Linked DNA regions of Homo sapiens: region 1 is linked to region 2. A link is an interaction called in ENCODE POLR2A ChIA-PET data of the cell type or tissue named here. Cell type or tissue: HepG2. All regions are shown on one strand. Links, peaks and the distances in the headings refer to the core of each region. The heading gives the core; the rest is flanking DNA. Region 1 holds the start of LOC124904000 (a long non-coding RNA gene). Region 2 overlaps RAPGEFL1 (Rap guanine nucleotide exchange factor like 1).

Region 1 (6,157 bases), core at 1-4,000, 190 kb after region 2:
CCCATGTTGTCCAAGCTGGTCCTGAACTCCTGACCTCAGGTGATCCACCTGCCTCGGCCTGCCAAAGTGCTGGGATTACAAGCGCGAGCCACCGTGCCCGGCTAAGTTCACCATCCTATATGGGTGCAATTTGTGGTGCCCCAACAATGACAATAGTAACATCAAAGATCACCGATCACACATCACCATAACAGATATAATGAAAAAGTTTGAGATATCGAGAGGATTTACCAAAATGTGACCCAGAGACGCTAAGTGAGCACATGCTGTTGGGAAAATGGCACCGACAGATTTGCTTGATGCAGTGTTGCCAGAAACCTTCAATTTGTCCTTTTCTTTTTCTTTTGAGACACAGTCTCACTCTGTTGCCCAGGCTGGAGTGCAGTGGCGAGATCTTGGCTCACTGCATGCTCCACCTCCCGGGTTCAAGCAATTCTCCTGCTTCAGCCTCCCAAGTAGCTGGGATTACAGGCGCCTGCCTCCATGCCCAGCTGATTTTTTTATTTTTAGTAGAGACGGGGTTTTGCCATGTTGGCCAGGCTGGTCTCAAACTCCTGACCTTTAGTGATCCGCCCACCTTAGCCTCCCAAAGTGTTGGGATTACAGGCATGAGCCACCATGCCTGGCCAAACCTTCAATTTGTAAAAACTGCAATAACCGTGAAGCACCATGAGGTGTATTGGGAGATGAAGGTCTGCAGCTGGTGATGGACACATGGTACACCTTTCCTAACAAGACCTTACCAAAGCCACACAAGTACGAAAAGAGAGTAAACCTAGGCCCCCGACCCCAGGTCAGGGTCCCTTCATCCTCCCCTGGGCACCTCCCCATCTGCAGACCCATCGCCCTCAGATTACACACCTGGGGCTAGTACTCTAAGGCCAAAAAACCCAAAATCTGAGCCTGCCAATACTGCAGTGAAGTATAGTAACTGATGCACAAAGCACTGTGGAGAACTTTTTATTGTTTAAAAATCATAATCGAAGCTTCAAAAAACATACAAGCCAAGACATCCCAGTTCTAGTCCCCCACTCCCTAAAGGAGTACACAGAACTATCCTTCCCCTCCTGCTCCCACACTGCTGGCCAGGACCCTGCCCGGGGAGGTTGCCTGCCCACCCTCCTGCCTGCTGTACAGTAAGTCACCGGCTGGGGAGGAGCCCTGGGGGAGGTCAGGGTGGCTGGCTCCCAGCACCCCCACCCCCTGCACGAATGCAGCATATGAGCTGTGTGTGGGAAAATGGGGACAGTGCCCTGGGCAGGGGACCCCCAAGGGGGAAAGAGCCTGTCCCCATTCCCCCTACCCCTCCCCAGCCCCCCAGCTCAAGGGAAGCTGTCATCATCATCTTCTGCCATCTCCTTGGCAAACTCCAAGTCCTGCTGTTCTCGCTCACGCCGTTCCTGGGGAGAGAGGCAAGTGAGGCCAAAGCTTCAGAGCAGCTCAGCCCTTCCAGACACTCGCCCGACTCCCCTTCTGTGTGGAAGTTTGACCTTTCGGTCTCACCCAGAAAGCAGAGAGCTTACCTCTGCAGACTCCAAGTCCTTGTTGTACGATTTGGGAGGAAACCTCATGGCCTGGGGCACAGCAAAGAGAGGAGATGAGCGAGGGAAGGAAGCAGGTGAGGCACTCACGCAACCTGCACTCCCTGCGTCCCCTCTGTGAGCTAGACACCAGGCAGGAAGCGGCGGGCCCCTCTCCAGTTAGTCTAGTGGGGGGCTAGGCATCAAAGGAATTATTACAGTGCCCTGTGGGAAATGCTGAAAAAAGAGGAATAAACGACCAACTCTCTTGACTGGGCAGGGAGGAGGAAAAGGAGGAACACAGTGGATGTGGCAACGGGGAGAGGCCTTCCCGGTGGAGGATTCCATGTGGGAGGGGCCTGGCCTGCACCCAGTGGGCTGGCTGCTGGGTGGTGGGGCAGGAGTGGGAGGGGAGGCTTGACCTAAGGGACCAGGTCACAAAGGGCCTTGCATGTCACGTGGAGTAGGGCTTAGCCAGATTTTAAGCAAGGCAGCAATATCCTAGTTTCCTCGGAGGAGACCAGAAAAAAACATGGCAAGCAAATAGTAACAGCGCCAAACTCAGTGCTTAACTGAGGATAAGGGCTCACCCTTTTGTGGAGCTAGATACCAGCGCCATCTTTTTTACAATTTAGACTTCGCTAAGTGCCTCAATACAGGGACTTCTTTTAATCTTACCAACCCTGTGAAGCAAGCAAGACAGGTAACACCTCCCTATCAGCTTCAGAGATGGAGAAACAGAGCTTTGAGAAGTTAAATGCCTCAAATTTGGAACCAAATGTAGAACCCCGCCCTCTGAATCCCTGCCTGGTCCTCCCTGGTGACCACATCATCCCTTAAACGCAATAGGAGAGGGCAACTGGCTATGGAACTATGGCCAAGTCCCCTCCCCATTCTGGGCCCCCTGTGCTGCAGCTCAGTGATTTTACAGAGATTGGCTGGGACGTGGGCCACAAATTAAGCCAGTCTTCTCTGAGGAATCCATGAGTGTGGAGGGAGGGGTGTGCTGCTGCCAGGCGTGACTCTGCAGCCACGGGCTTCTCACCTTGACAGACATGTTGTGGATATCTAGGCAGAAGGAGATGCGCTGGTGGAAGGCTAGCTGGGGCTCTCGGGTGGAATAGATGTCAATCATCTCCTTGGATTGGACATAGCCCTTCTCGTGGTTGATGCTGGCCTCAATGACACCATCCCGGATGGCCTGCAGGCCCCCAAAGAGGAAAGTTCACCAGCACACCCAGCTTCTTCTTTTTTTTTTTTTTTGAGATGGAGTCTCGCTCTGTCACCCAGGCAGGAGAGTGCGGTGGTGCGATCTCAGCTCACTGCAACCTTTACCTCCCGGGTTCAAGCGATTCTCCTGCCTCAGCCTCCCAAGTAGCTGGGATTACAGGAACCTGCCACCAGGCCTGGCTAATTTTTGTATTTTCAGTAGAGATGGGGTTTCGCCAAGTTGGCCAGGCTTGTCTCAAACTCCTGACCTCAGGTGATCTGCCCATGTCAGCCTCCCAAAGTGCTGGGATTACAGGCATGAGCCACTGCGCCTGGCCCAGCACGCCCATCTTCTAAGTCAGAGAACATCTTGTTCCATCCCATTCCTCTGCCCTCCTTATATTCTCACACTCACAGGCACTATCATAAACTCAACATGTGCACACACCTACACTCACACACTCACATGCACATCCATGCTCTCTCTGGCAACTTCTTGGCTTCACTGCAAATGACGGGCACGCCCTGAAATGACTATGCCATTGCTTTACCTATTCCCCTCCTTGGCCAAACTCCTCCCACTCCTGCCTCCTGAGATTGGCAGGAAAGTGACAACCTGGTCACTGTGGTTCCTGAACCAGCCCCACCTTGGCAACAATGAACTCTGCATCTTCGGGGCTATCCAACTGCAGCTTCTGGGCGATGTCAGCCAAGGAGATTCGGGAATAGGAGAGGCTGATCATGCGTACACCTGGGAGAGGAAGGAGCGATGGGGTGGGCAGAGTGGACACAGACCCTTCACTTGCCCAAGGATACCCACTAGGTTTGCCCTGGCCTGGCTTCTGCTCCTCCAACAGCCCCTCAGATCCTGATCCACACCTGTCTTAATCACGTTGTGCCGCAGCCGGATAATTAGGGTGTAGGTCCCATCTGCTTGAAACTTCTCCCCAAACTGATCCAGGACCTGGTTGAACTTGGCTAGGTTTCCTGTCCTGACAGCTGCAGGCAGAACAGGAGTAGATTGGATGATGCAAATAGGCACAGGCATGTAAGAGGCCCCACTGAAGGGGGCCTAGTGGGCTCTGGGGTGGGGAAGCCAGCCTTACCTTGAGTCAGAAGGAAATAGGGCATGAGTGAGCGCTTGAGGGAGGGCTGGCGGAACTGCAGCCGGTCAGGGATCTCCCCCAGCAACAGCTCCACCACGATGAGAAGCTTGTGCACCTGGACAGAGTGACAGGGGAACACAGTGGGCAGGGAGCCCCATGGGCGGAAGAAGAAAATGAAATGTGGCCTAAATTCTGCCAGATGTAGTGGGAAACAGGGAAAGGGATCACTGTTTAGGCCCAGAGAGAGGAGGAAGCCCTGAAAACCTGTGCTGGGCATAGAATCCAAGCTCTGCCTTTGGAGCCGGGTGCTGGGAATGTGGCCCTTTGGTCACATTTGGTCGCAGAGCCGTCAGCTGCATTTCACCTGGCCACCCCGCGCGTAGTCTGCTCTGAAATGACAGTGCTCTAAAGTGAGGCCAGAAGGGCGGGTGCTGTGGCTCAGCAACAGCGAGGGACCAGGGCTCACAGGCCTGGAGAACGGAACGTGTGTCAGCCAGAGATGCTCATTAGGGAGGCGGACTGTTACTAGAGGAGAGGAGGTCATCAGTGGGTAGAACTCATTATCTGGGTAGAGGCATAAGTGCAGGAAGGGGCCTGGCTTCAGTGAATGAGCAGAGTATCCAGACATAGAAGGGTAACTGGAAACCTGGACCTGTCTTCCTCTACAGGACTGTGAAGTATTTCCGAGTGGTGCTGACCGTGGGTGGAGTCAGCATCGCGGAAGAACTACAGTGGAGGGAATGACGCCCCCCAACTCAGGAGTTCACCAGCAAACAGGAGGCACGGAACACAAAGCAGCTAAATCGTGGGGCAGCAAGTGTCACAGGAGACAGGGGTTACAACGGGAGTGTGTGATCACACCTACGGCCAGGCAGACCCTTCACCCTCCACAGGCACCCATGAGGCTGCCCTGTCCACTGGAATAACTCATGTGTGAGGGGAAATCCCTGGAAATGGTTAATTTATGAAGTGCCTTAAGGAGTCTGACAAAGCAGAAAAAGGAGGAGGGTCAAGGGTACAGATTGAAAAAGAGGCAGAAAAGTGTGGGTGCCTGGGGAGCTGTTAGGAAAGAGACAGTTGGGACCGCAGTCTGGGGACTATGCCATTGCCATTTTGTGTGCCAGGCTGAGCAGTATAAAGTCTGCACGTAGAACACTTGGTGTCTAGTCTCTATTCACTAGCTAGGAAACACTGAGCAACTGGGTCCTTAGTTCCTCATCTCTAAAACTACCAAATAACAATAACAATACCTAGCCTGTCTACCTCACAAGACCGTTATGATACCCTACAGCAGTGGGGAGCAATGGAAGCTTCCCAGGCAAGGGAAGGACAGAGCTGGAGCTCTGCTTAGTAAGGCAAGTGAATGTAAGCTGGGCTGCTGGAGAGGAAGATGACCAGGCAGAAGTGTCTGGGAATGTTAGTGGCTCAAACCATGGCACTGGCAATATGAAGGAACAGGCAAACACAGAAGATGTGCAGACAATTCAACAGACGACCAAGTGATGGGAAGGAGGATGGGGGAGAGTCAGAGATGATCCCAAGGCCCTGATCTGGATCGGGAAAGCAGGAGGAAGGAATGGTAAGGGGGCCAGGAGGGATCTCTTTGGGACACGCTGTAGAGAGAGACATGGGGAGTGGGAGGGGGAGCTGGATCTGCAGGCCTGATGCTCGTGAGAGGGGTCAGAGTTAGTGTTATGGGCTAAACTGCATCCCCCTCAAGTTCATGTTAGAGACCTAAACCCCAGTACCTCAGAATGGGACTCTATTTGGACACAGGGCCTTTAAAGAGGTAATTATGGTAAAGTGAGGTCATATGGGTGGACCCTAATCCTACATGACTATTGTCCTTCTAAGACAAAAGCAGGACACAGACACGCACAGAGGGAAGACCATGTGAAAACACCAGGAGACGGCCATCGACAAGCAGACGAGAGAGGCCCTCAGAAGAAACCAATCGTGTCACACTTTGCTGTTGGACTTAGAGCCTCCAGAATTGTGATGAAATCAATTTCGGTTGTTTAAGCCGCCAAGTCTGTGGGACCTTGCGGTGGCAGTGCCAGCAGAGTAACGGAGTTAGTAATGTACAGGCTGAAGAGCATCATGCAGGCGAGCGCTGAAGCTGGGAAAGCAAACAAGGTCACTCAAGGAGAGAATGAGGGTTTTACTATCGACAGAGAAGCTCTCAGAGTGCTCTGCTGAGGCCCAGGTGGTGAGAAGGAGCAGAGAGAACACTGGAGGGAAGGGGCTGGCCAGTGCACTGTTGGGGAGGGAGCCAGGGGAGACAGGAACGGCCGCCTGAGAGAGGAAGCAGCAGGGCTGGGG
Region 2 (6,320 bases), core at 1,152-5,151:
TAATTATCCAAGTAACCCTAATCAAATGCCACCTCTTCCATGAATTCTTCTCTGATCCACCCCACCCACCAGGAAGGTCACTTTCTTCTCTCAACTACTATAGAACATTGGGATAATGTTTATGTTCACCTCTTATCTCTTCTATGAGATTGAGAGCTCTTGAGGACTGGGATTTGGTTCTTACTGAGTATCTTTTCATCCACCAGGGCCTAACACACTGCTTGACACATGGTAGGTAGTAGGTCAGCAGCTGTTTGCTGAATTTTGCTGAAAAGAACTTCACAGTCTAGGAAGGAGATAGACAGGCATACAGCTACTTCTAATACCAGGCAGGAGGTGTTGATAATATAACAAAGGTACCAGGAGAGTTATGCTGGTGTGGGGGAAGAAGAAAGCTATTCCTAAAAGGAAGATCTGGGAAGTTTTCATTGAGAAGATGGCATTTGACCTGGGCCTTGGAGGAAAGCAGGAAGAGAAGGAGGTGGAGGCCAGGTGCAGTGGCTCACACCTGTAATCCCAGCACTTTGGGAAGCTGAGGTGGGCAGATCACTTGAGGCCAGGAGTTCAAGACCAGCCTGGCCAACATGGTGAAACCCCGTCTCTACTAAAAACACAAAAATTAGCCAGGCGTAGTGGCGTGCACCTGTAATCCCAGCTACTTGGGAGGCTGAGGCAGGAGAATCGCTTGAACCCGGGAGGGGGAGGTTGCAGTGAGTTGAGATCACGCCATGCACTCCAGCCTGGCAACAGAGCAAGACTCCATCTCAAAAAAAAAAAAAAAAAAAAAAGGCCAGGCGCGGTGGCTCACGCCTGTAATCTCAGCACTTTGGGAGGCCAAGGCGGGCGGATCACGAGGTCAGGAGATCTAGACCATCCTGGCTAACACGATGAAACCCCGTCTCTACTAAAAAAAATATAAAAAATTAGCCGGGCGTGGTGGCAGGCGCCTGTAGTCCCAGCTACTCAGAAGGCTGAGGCAGGAGAATGGTGTGAACCTGGGAGGTAGAGCTTGCAGTGAGCCGAGATCACACCACTGCACTCCAGCCTGGGCGACAGAGCCAGGCTCTGTCTCAAAAAAAAAAGAAAACATGGTGGGAGGAGGGCATTCTGGGGTGGACAATATAACCGACCATGGGAAGTTCGAGAGCGCAGGAGTTGAGGTGTCATGGATGGAGGGGATGTAGGAGATGAGATGGGAAGGATCAGCAGAAGGCAGAAAGGGAAGGGTATTGAATGCTGGGATGTTTCACTTTCTCTTGGAAGCATGGGGAGCAGGGATGCCTTTGGAACAGGAGCATGAAAGATCTCTCTAGTGTCAGCACAGAGAAGGCAGAGAAGGATGCTAGACCACAAGCTGAGGCCTCCCTAAGGGTTGTGGTGGTGGGGACAAGAGAAGAGAGAAACTAAAAGGGCAGAATGGATTCATGGATGGATGGATACAGTGGTGTCCTGAAGCTGGTTCACACTGGCTCACAAGAGCATACTGTTAAGTTCTGGGGAATTTTACCAACTGTTTTTTAAAGAGCCATTAAAATATAAATAAACAAATATATCTCCATATATAAATATATATGTTTTATAAACTTATAGTCAGGCCAGGTGTGGTGGCTTACACCTAGAATCCCAACACTCTGGGAGGCCAAGGTGGGAGGATTGCTGGAGCCCAGCCTGGACAACATAATGAAACCGTCTCTATTAAAAAATAATAATACAAATTAATAAATAATACATAAAATTTATAATCAAATAAGTTGTTACCAAAAAAACAGTTTCCTTCCTGTTTTCACTACTTTTTTTTTTTTTTTTTTGAGACAGAGTCTTGCTCTGTTGTCAGGCTGGCGTGCAGTGCTGCAATCTCGGCTCACTGTAACCTCCACCTCCTGGATTCAAGCAATTCTCCTGCCTCAGCCTCCCGTGTAGCTGGGATTACAGGTGTGTACCACCACGCCCGGCTAATTTTTGTATTTTTAGTACAGACAGGGTTTCACCGTGTTGGCCAGGATGGTCTCGATCTCTTGACCTCATTCTGCCTGCCTCGGCCTCCCAAAGTGCTGGGATTACAGGCATGAGCCACCACACCCAGCCCACCTCTTTTTTTTTTTTTTTTTTTTTTTTTTTTTTTTTTTGAGACGGAGTCTCGCTCTGTCGCCCAGGCCGGACTGCGGACTGCAGTGGCGCAATCTCGGCTCACTGCAAACTCCGCTTCCCGGGTTCACGCCATTCTCCTGCCTCAGCCTCCCGAGTAGCTGGGACTGCAGGCGCCCGCCACCGCGCCCGGCTAATTTTTTGTATTTTTAGTAGAGACGGGGTTTCACCTTGTTAGCCAGGATGGTCTCGATCTCCTGACCTCATGATCCACCCGCCTCGGCCTCCCAAAGTGCTGGGATTACAGGCGTGAGCCACCGCGCCCGGCCTTTTTTTTTTTTTTGAGACGGAGTCCACTCTGTCACCCAGGCTGGAATGCAGTGATGCAATCTTGGCTCACTACAACCTCTGCCTCCTGGATTCAAGACATTCTCCTGCCTCAGCCTCTTGAGTAGCTGGGATTACAGGCATGTGCCACCATGCCTGGCTAATTTTTGTATTTTTAGTAGAGATGGGGTTTCACCATGTTGGTCAGGCTGGTCTCGAACTCCTGATCTCATGATCTGCCTCTCATGATCTGCCTGCCTCAGCCTCCCAAAGTGCTGGGATTACAGGCGTGAGCCACCGCACCCGGCCTTTTTTTTTTTCTTTAGAGACGGAGTCTCGCTCTGTCACCCAGGCTGTAGTGCAGTAAGGTGATTTCAGCTCACTGCAACCTCCATCTCCTGGGTTCAAGCAATTCTCCTGCCTCAGCCTCCTGAGTAGCTGGGACTACAGGCACGTACCACCACCCCCAGCTAATTTTTCTTTTCTTTTTTTTTTTTTTTTTTTTGAGACAGAATCTCACTCTGTCGCCCAGGCTGGAGTGCAGTGGCATGATCTCAGCTCACTGCAACCTCCACCTCCTGGATTCAAGCAATTCTTCTGCCTCACCCTCCCAAGTAGCTGGGACTACAGGAGCGCCCTACCACGCCCAGCTAATTTTTGTATTTTTAGTAGAGACAGGGTTTCACCATATTGGCCGGGCTGCTCTCAAACTCCTGACCTCATGATCTGCCTGCCTTGGCACACAGCCTTTTTTTTTTTTTTTTTTTTTGTAGTGGAGACAGGGTTTCACAATGTTAGCCAGGCTGGTCTTGAACTCCTGACCTTAAGTGCTCCACCCATCTTGACCTCCCAAAGTGCTGGGATTACAGGCATAAGCCACCTTGCCCAGCCATTTTACTACCTTTTACTACATCTACTGTATGGTGGAGATACTACATAACAGCCTGTGCTGCATGTCTCTTCCCAACTCCTCTTTCAGTGTTGTCACATTGGTAGCTTGAAATCAGCCATGGTGACAGAGTTTACACTGTAGGAATCAGCAAAAGCTACAAATCAGGGCTCTTTCTCCTGCAGCACTGGTTGTTAAATATTTACCAGTACACCACTGGATTATCAGACAAATGAATGGGAGAATGGACAAAAAAGTGACTGGAGACAGTGCTTTGTGCCACCCTTCAGTGAGAGAAAGGAGCTGAAATAAAACCATATTGGAAGCCAGACACAGTGGCTCACACCTGTAATCCCAGCACTTTGGGAGGCTGAGGCAGGCAGATCACTTGAGGCCAGGAGTTCAAGAACAGCCTGGCCAACATGGTGAAACCCATCTCTACTAAAAGTACAAAAATTAGCTGGGCATGGTGCACCCCTGTAATCCCAGCTACTCAGGAGGCTGAGGCATGAGAATCACTTCAACCCAAGAGGTGGAGGTTGCTGTGAGCCGAGATCGCACCACTGCTCTCCAGCCTAGGCGACAAAGTGAGACTCTGTCTCAAAACAAACAAACAAACAAGCAAATCCATATTGCAGCCAATAGGCCAGAGGCAGCCCCTGTAGTAGAGGAACGCAGGGGACCACTTTCCTGTTCCCGCCCCTGCCCCACTCCCCCTCACTTTAGTTCCACCGTCTCCACCAGCTGGTGCAGCCTCAGAGTGTCCTCTCGGAGGCCCTGGTAAAGGGACTCGTCCTTCATAATTAGCAGGTATAGATCCTGGAGAGAGGAGGACAAAGAAGGTGAAGGAAGGGGTCTCATTCCAAGGGCTACTCTCTGCAGGGGCCGGGCAAGGTCTCCATACCTTTAAGCACAGGAGAGCCATATAAGCTAAGGCCCCCTGGCATCTCTTCCTTCCAGGTACCCAGAATGAGAAGTATGGCTCCTTCACAGGGGCCCCCTTCCAGAGCTAATAGCCTGTTTACCCACCTTCTCTTCCCCCAGGCCCACCTTGATGATGTGGCCGGCCCCCTCTTCCTCTTGAAGCAGCCCCTGGTAGGTGTCCAAGAAATGGAGAAGCATGGCTAGACAGGCTTGCTTCCGGCCCAGCCCTTCAGGGCCCTCCATGCCTCCTGCCCGAACAAAGCTGACCCTTAAGTTAAGAAAAATCCCTACGCAAGCAGACCTGAGGAATTGAGAAGAAAGATGGGAGGCTAGGCTGGGCGCAGTGGCTCACGCCTATAATCCCAGCAGTTTGGGAAGCTGAGGCGGGCGGATCACCTGAGGTCAGGAGTTCGAGACCAGTCTGGCCAACATGGTGAAACGAAGACTCTACTAAAAATACAAAAATTAGACGGGCATGGTGGTGTGCACCTGTAATCCCAGCTACTCTGGAGGCTGAGGCACAAGAATCGTTTGAACCTGGGAGGCAGAGGTTGCAGTGAGCCAAAGTCGCACCATTGCACTCCAGCCTGGGCGACAGAGAATGACTCTGTCTCAAAAAAAAAAAAAAAAAAAAAAAAAAGGCAAAAAAAAAAAAGGCCAGGCGCGGTGGCTCACACCTGTAATCCCAGCCCTTTGCAAGGCTGAGGCAGGTGGATCACTTAAGGTCAGGAATTTGAGACCATCCTGGTCAACATGGTGAAACCTCATCTCTACTAAAAATACAAAAAATTAGCTGGGAGTGGTGGCGTACACCTGTAATCCCAGCTACTCGGGAGGCTGAGGCAAGATAATCACTTGAACCCGGGAGGCGGAGGTTGCAGTGAGCCGAGGTCAGGCCATTGCACTCCAGCCTGGGCAATAAGAGCAAAACTCCATCTCAAAAAAAAAAAAAAAAAAGAAAAGAAAAGAAAAGAAAGATGGGAGGCTAAATTGCCCCCAAGTATTCTCTAGATTTGGGGCCAGAGAGAAAGGAGTTTCGGTGGTCCTGAAGCCAAGACCTCCTCATGCCCCAGCCCAGGCTTTTGCTTAGAGTAGGTAGCGATGACCACTTGACCACATCCAGCTCCTGCAGGTTAGACAGGTTAGATTTTCACTTGAGGATACCCTGCCCAGACCCATCCAACCTCTGACCAGCCCAGGGCCTGGAGCTCACAGTGCGCCTAATAAATGCCAATGGTGTTTACCACAAACCTGACTATACCTCACTGGAAGGCCTGATGTTTCTAAGACAGCTTGTTACTTTTATTTATTTATTTATTTATTTATTTGAGAGGGAGTCTCACTCTGTTGCCCAGGCTGGAGTGCAATGGCATGATCTCAGCTCACTGCAACCTCTGCCTCCTGGGTTCAAGCGATTCTCCTGCCTCAGGTTCCTGAGTAGCTGAGATTACAGGTGCCTGCCACCAAACCCGGCTAATTTTTTGTGTTTTAGTAGAGACGGAGTTTCACCTTGTTGGCCAGGCTGATCTCGAACTCCTGCCCTCAAGTGATCCACCCGCCCCAGCCTCCCAAAGTGCTGTGATTAAAGTCATATGCCACCGTGCCTGGCTGGGAGCCTGTAACATTCTACTCAGTGGTCTGACATTTACAATTAGGTCCTAAAATAACTCTGTGAGAGGCCCATGCTTACATGAGACCCTATGAATAGCCCATCCAGTGGCTCCTCTCTAGCGGACCCTACTGAAGCACAACCATGGCCTGATGTTTACATCAGACCCCATCATAACTCACTGGGCAACCAGATGTTTTAGAGCAATAATTCAGTGGGGATAGAGGTGCCCTTAGTAGAATAATAACACCTTGGCTGGGCGCAGTGGCTCACGCCTTTAATCCCAGCACTCTGGGAGGCCAAGGCAGGCGAATCACTTGAGGTCAGGAGTTCGAGACCAGCCTGGGCAACATGGTGAAACTCCGTCTCCACCAAAAAATACAAAAAGTAGCCAGGTGTGGTGGTGTGCGCCTGTAGTCCCCAGCTATGGGGGAGGCTGAGGCAGGAGAATCGCTTGAACCCAGGAGGCAGAGGCTGCAGTGAGCC

The links. Peaks named below come from ENCODE experiments on the same cell type or tissue, not always from the same donor. Only the 100,000 strongest peaks of a DNase experiment are listed, where the experiment ranks them.
Region 1: POLR2A ChIA-PET joins it to region 2 with 6 read pairs; 6 of 35 experiments call an interaction of 5 or more read pairs at or near these places.

Annotation. Positions count from the first base shown.
Region 1 is chr17:39,992,747-39,998,903 of GRCh38, reverse strand. PSMD3 (proteasome 26S subunit, non-ATPase 3) reads right to left here. Exons shown (of 12, transcript NM_002809.4): 7 at 3,836-3,950; 8 at 3,609-3,728; 9 at 3,377-3,480; 10 at 2,566-2,721; 11 at 1,524-1,574; 12 at 945-1,400. The coding sequence ends at 1,323. LOC124904000 (a long non-coding RNA gene) reads left to right here and starts at 3,957. Exons shown (of 3, transcript XR_007065751.1): 1 at 3,957-6,157. In HepG2, for the core only: no CTCF peak of the experiment used is centred there; no DNase peak of the experiment used is centred there.
Region 2 is chr17:40,182,381-40,188,700 of GRCh38, reverse strand. It overlaps RAPGEFL1 (Rap guanine nucleotide exchange factor like 1), which reads right to left. Exons shown (of 15, transcript NM_016339.6): 3 at 4,352-4,487; 4 at 4,023-4,120. Among named protein-coding and RNA genes, the nearest start is that of MIR6867, 8.1 kb to the left of the region's middle. In HepG2, for the core only: no CTCF peak of the experiment used is centred there; a DNase peak (open chromatin) is centred at 3,370.